Regions from separate parts of the Homo sapiens genome. Here region 1 is linked to region 2. A link is a contact called in ENCODE Hi-C or POLR2A ChIA-PET data. All regions are on one chromosome and are shown on one strand. Each heading gives the region's core, a stretch centred on a gene start or an enhancer-like site at or near the end of the contact. The rest is flanking DNA. Distances are from core to core; before and after follow the strand shown.

The links. Hi-C counts contacts between places; a loop is a spot of excess contacts on that map. ChIA-PET counts read pairs that join two places held with the same protein, here RNA polymerase II (POLR2A). Pooled maps may share reads with other maps.
Region 1: a loop to region 2 is called in a map of IMR-90, with 4 times the contacts of the local background. The contact joins two enhancer-like sites. A Hi-C loop is called at or near these places in 2 of 168 maps with a recorded cell type or tissue (IMR-90 and MCF 10A) and 4 of 50 pooled maps. POLR2A ChIA-PET finds 5 or more read pairs at or near these places in 1 of 52 experiments (MCF 10A).

Annotation. Positions count from the first base shown.
Region 1 is chr5:8,828,050-8,830,902 of GRCh38, forward strand. The region is part of intron 2 of LOC101929307 (a long non-coding RNA gene); the gene reads right to left. Among named protein-coding and RNA genes, the nearest start is that of LINC02199, 10 kb to the right of the region's middle. RefSeq lists an enhancer at 733-1,932. Within about 2 kb of position 1,387, at least 2 of the 41 ENCODE cell types and tissues checked have a DNase peak (open chromatin) inside an H3K27ac peak, as active enhancers do.
Region 2 is chr5:8,905,418-8,908,117 of GRCh38, forward strand. No RefSeq gene overlaps it. Among named protein-coding and RNA genes, the nearest start is that of LINC02199, 67 kb to the left of the region's middle. Within about 2 kb of position 1,299, at least 4 of the 41 ENCODE cell types and tissues checked have a DNase peak (open chromatin) inside an H3K27ac peak, as active enhancers do.

The DNA of each region.
Region 1 (2,853 bases), core at 137-2,636, 77 kb before region 2:
CCAGAGTTTGTGAGGGAGATAAACTGCCTTTATACACTCCCACCAGGGAACCTGGCAATCCAGGCCATGGGGGAAGTCCTTAACCCTACCCAGCACTGGAGCTGATTTAGAGAGTGGTGGGAGCATGTAAGAAGGAGCGGCACTGGGATATTCTTTGTATGCACTCCCAGGCTCCAGTGGATGTGGAGGGAAGCCATTCCTGATCCAACCTCACAGGGGATGTTTTGGAAGTCTGTCAGGTAACTCAGGTGGTGGTCACATGTTAAAAGAAGCTCCCAATTGAGATTCTAGATATAATCCAGAACCAAAGGGGAAGTGGCAAGTGGGCTGTAAACATGGGCACTGGAGCTGAATGTCCCTGCTTGGCTGGCTGAGCAGAAAAGGCATGGCCTAAAAGCCAAGGATTCGGTCTTCCAGGGGAAGGCATATGGCCTGGGGAAGTTTTGAGTTCTGAGTGCAAACTGCCTGGAACATAGCTAGCTGCTGCTAGAGAAACATTGAGATTGTGAGACCTGCTTTGCCAAGTGTATGGGAGCTAGGTGAGTGATATGGTTTGGCTGTATCCTCATCCAAATCTCATCTTGAATTTCCACGTGTTGTGGGAGAGACCTGGATAACAAAGTGCCTAGGAAGAAGAAAACTTATGCGTGTCCTCAACTATCACCACTGCCTGCATCATCCTGGCTAACCAGGAGGTCCTATGTCTGTCCATGTGACCAGTTCATTACTACTGGCATTTGAGACTTCCTGGCATTTGAGAAAGCCAACACAATAAGGCTGTTTATAACCAAGGAATCTTACAGAGTCTATGTTACTCCCCTGTCACCCCATAAGAGCTGGTGCTTGTTCCCACTGCTGGGAGACTTGAGGACAGGTCACATCACTGGATCACTTGCAAGCATTCCCCAGCACCAGCCTGGAGTGTTGCATTCACCCCATGGGGAAGCTGGACCCAGAGAAGCAGTGGCATTCACAGTAGTCTGTTCTTCAGGGATTCCTACTCCTAGGGGAAGGGGGAGTACACCACATCAAGGGACAAAAAAATACAGACAGCAGGACTTGAGTCCCAGAACTTTCTGCTATGGAAAGCATCTTTCAGCAGAGGCACAAGTGCAGTGCTGGGCTCAGTGTGGAAAGTCTATGGCCCTAATTCAACAGTCAGGCAACCCTGGTGCTTGAAAAGGGTCTTGGAGAAGGTGACTTCTTGTCCCCCTTGCCCACCACTGCAGACAGAGCTAGGACTTCTCTCACATGATCAAGGCTTAGGTACAGCTATAGACAGCCTTTCTGAAACACTTCAGGGTCAGTGCATCTTCACAGGACTCCCCTCCATGTTCAGAGTTGCACAAGGGGTTGAGTCACAGTGCTGCTTTACATCTAACATCAACATTCCTGCAGATAAAAAGAGATGCCTGTCTCAGTTGAAGAGCTGGAACACTGGGTCAGGAGGGTGACTCAGAGGTGGATCATTTTTCTGCTGGCCTGGAAAGGAAGCTGACTTGGCTCCCACACATCCCCCCTGAAAAGATCTCAGTGTATTTCAATTGAGAGCTCCCCCAGCTGCCTCTGTCAAGGCTGGGACCTCTGCCCACCATTGGGTATTGCATTTACCCACCTGATTTAGCCACTGATGTTTTTTATCCATGGACACCTCTCTTACTGGCCTGAAGCCTGAGCTGTTCAACACAGCAAATAAAATACTGGGGAAAAAAATAAATAAATAAATGTACACCCCTGGGGAATAAGATAAGATTCAAGAGGCCTCTGCCATTTCAACCCCACAGAGGACAGTGAATCTGCCCCACACTAACCACATTGTTATTACAACCAGCATCTGAATAAGCCCTCATACAGAGACTCTTTATCACCAAGGAACTCATACATAATCTTCACCCCAAAAGCACCCAGAGTTGAATTAGGTTACAATAAAGTATACTCATGAAAGTCATATCTTCAAGGGAGAAAAAAAAGAAATTAAACAAAAACAGTTGAATTAAAAATAAATTCAAAAATAACTAGAAAAAATAGTCCACTCAAATGAAAAGAAAGAAGAAAAATAATTATGGCAATATAAAAAAACAGGGTTCTATAATACCCCCAAAATATCATGAATGAATAGCAATGACTCCAAACCAAGATGACACCTTTGAAATATCAGATAGAGAATTCAAAATGTTGATTATTTAGTTACTCAAGGAGGTACAAGATAAAGGTGAAAGCCACCATAAAGAAATTATAATGTGAATAAAATATGATTCATATTCAGGATATGAATTTGAAAAATCTAAAGGATAGATGTTTTAAAGCAAAGCCAATCAGAACTTCTGGAAATGAAAGGCACATTTAGGAAAATACAGTTGGAAAGTTTTAACAACAGACTAGATCAAGCAGAAAAAATAATTTCAGAGCTTGAACACATGACATTTGAATTAACCCAATCAGACAAAAATAAAGAAAAAGGATTTCAAATAAATGAACAAAGTTTCAAAGAAATATGGGATTATATATAACAGCCAAATCTAAGAAACATTGATGTTCCTGAGGGAGAAGAAAAAGCAAAAACTTGGAAATTTTATGTGAGAAAATAATTGAGGAAAACTTTTCTGGCCTTGCTAGAAATTTAGACATCCAAATACAAGAAACTCAAAGAACTCCTGGAAGATTCATTGCAAAAAGGACATCACCATGGCAAACAGTCATGAAGCTATCTAAAGTCAATATGAAGGAAATAATTCTAAGTGCAGTGAGACAAAAGCATCAGATAACCTATAAGGATAAACTTATGAGACGAACAGCAAACTTTACAAACCAGATGGGATTGGAGTCCTATGTTTAGCGTACATAAACAGAGTA
Region 2 (2,700 bases), core at 49-2,548:
AACTTCCATCAGTGTAAAAAGGCAAAGTGGAGCTCACAATGTATGGCTTGTACCAATTGGCAAGAACTGGGGGCACATTAATTCTCATCTTTCCACCTCAGTTCCCTTTTTTTGTAAAATGGCAATAAACCTCTCTGTTTAAAGATTTATGAAAATTAAATGAGACTGTATTTCTAACACTAAGTACCATGACTGTCTCATAGGAGGTATGCAAGAACTATTTGTGTTCTCCTCTTTTTCTAAAAGTTCAAAAAATAACATTCACCCAGTCTACTATTCAAGTTCCTCCTGAACTGGGCTCCCGTTTACCCTTTAATCTCATCTTGAACTTCTCTCCTAGGTCCTGCCTTTCTCTGTGAAGCCATCTCTATACATCTTCCAATCACTATGCATTACCCCAACAATCCACGCCTCTGTCCTTGCTTCTCTCCCTGCCAGGCAGGCTTCACCCTCCTCTCAGCACTCACGGACCTTGGAAGCCCAGTTTGCAGCCTGCATCTTCACGAAGGCCTCTGCCTGCTACAGACTCCATGGGCTCTGCCTTCATTGTGAAGCGCACTTCTGTTCTGCGCCGTTCTCCCTCAGAGGTTGTTTCCCCCTCACCTGCTGTCCCACAGTGTTATTCAACTTCAGATGCCTGGCTTCCCAGCGGCTGGACACTAGGCTTCTTGAGGGAGGGAGGCACAGTATCATGCCCTATAACACAGTGGCCACAGGAGATTAGTTGCCCCTCTCTACCCACTGAGGTTTTACTCCTCAACTGTGCCCCACTGGGAAAGTGGACAAACTAATTCATCTTCTCTCTCATTACTTTGATAATTGGGCAGAGTATTCTTTATTAAACATGGCATAATTGAATAAGATAATGCCTTTCTTAATTTGAACCTGTCTATTTACAAATTACAAAATTAAATTATATGATCAAAATCAATATAAATGGTTTCAGAACAAGTAGTTTGACTTTGAAACTATTTTCAGAATGAACAAGAGCAACTGGGTCATTCTGCAAGTGTAGCGCCTTTGTGGGTGTATGCAACAGCTCGCCCTGGCACTGTGACAGGCCAGGCTGTGTGGCACTGACGTTAATGGCAAGAGATGGGGATCCAGAACACCTGGGCTCTAACCACGTCCTGCCACTAACTGGTCATGTAACTTCAGCTTCTTAATTAACCTCAACCAAGACCCTCATCTGTAAAATATGATGATAATAGCGCCTACCTCATAGGGTTGTTTTGCGTGGGGATCAAATGAGTGCATACACCTGGAGCGCTTGCAGCAGAGTCTCGCACGTGGAGTTTGCTCATTAACCCCAGAGCTCCGCATTGGGCAATGATGGAATGATGTCTACTAGGGGCAAGGCACGGATGATTCACCACCACAAAGCTCACAAAGAGGGAAACAGGACAGAAAAATCTGGAAACGGGCACTCCCTGGTATAAGCAAAATCCCACAGCTGTCCACCATTGACAGCAAATGGGTTCCCAAAACAATAGAGACTGAAAGTAGTAATTATATTTTAAATATTTTATATGATACAATTTGATTTCTTTCAATTTATATTTTTATTAGTGACACGATTCCTCTAGTGAACTACAAAACTTGTAACTATTAAACTTAAAGAGCAAACTGCCTAATCTTAATTTCAGTCAGATTATCTCATCTATACATCATGCTTTAGTAGAAAATATGTTAACCTGGACTCTAAATTCAGCATGAAAAGTTACGGCCACATTTTCCTCCCAAAACCTCAGTGTCTTTATTTAAAGCAACACAAACCGAACACCTACCTTCACTACTTAATGAATTTTTTGAGAGTTTGAATTGAAATAATTTATGGGAAAGATGTGAGTCACCTTAAACCACTGTAGAGGCACAAAGGCCTATTAGGAAGCTGAATTTACAACATAGAGTTTAAATTAAAAATTTCTGAGTCACAGGTATTCAATGTGTCATCTGTTCAAAGTTTACATAAAGCAAGAGGTTATTATTTTAGTCTGGTTATGATGTTAGCTTTTTGGAATTCACATTTAAATCAAACTGGACAGTAGGATGGAATCTGGACTTTTTTTTTCAAATCTCCTTCAATTATTAATAGATCGATATTGCTATGTGTGTTTGTGTGTAAGAATAAAACACATAGTCATATACGTTAATGTCAGCACTTCCTGGAAAAACCACGGCTTAAAAGCACGTACTTCTGCTGGAAAACATAGATTCAACAATTGTTTAACAGACTATAAGAAAGCACTTGATATCAGATTATTTACTCCTCCTACTACTCCGGGCGACCTGTAGCCACTTGGCTTTCCCTGCATGGGGTACCGTGGTGACAGGAGTGCCATGGCTGTGGGTTTCTCTCCCATTTACCTGCCATGACCAGGGGACATGAGAAAGGAGTTGGGGAGACCCCACAGCAAAGCAGCACTGTTCCTCTCTGTAACTCATTGCTCTCTCCTCAGTAGAGAAGTCGCTGGGGAGGTGAAGAATTCTTTAACCTCTATTTCCTCATCTATGGAATGAGGATGATGGGACCAGCCATCACAGAACAGAAGTAAGAATTAAATGATAATTCAGGGAAAAAGTTGTTGGAATCCTTCATCTCTGTGTTCTCTTCCCTCGGTGCCTCCCTGGACACAGGTCCCGTGACTACAGGTAGTGGAAGTATGCAGGATGCCCTGTGCTAGGTCTGGAAACGTCAAA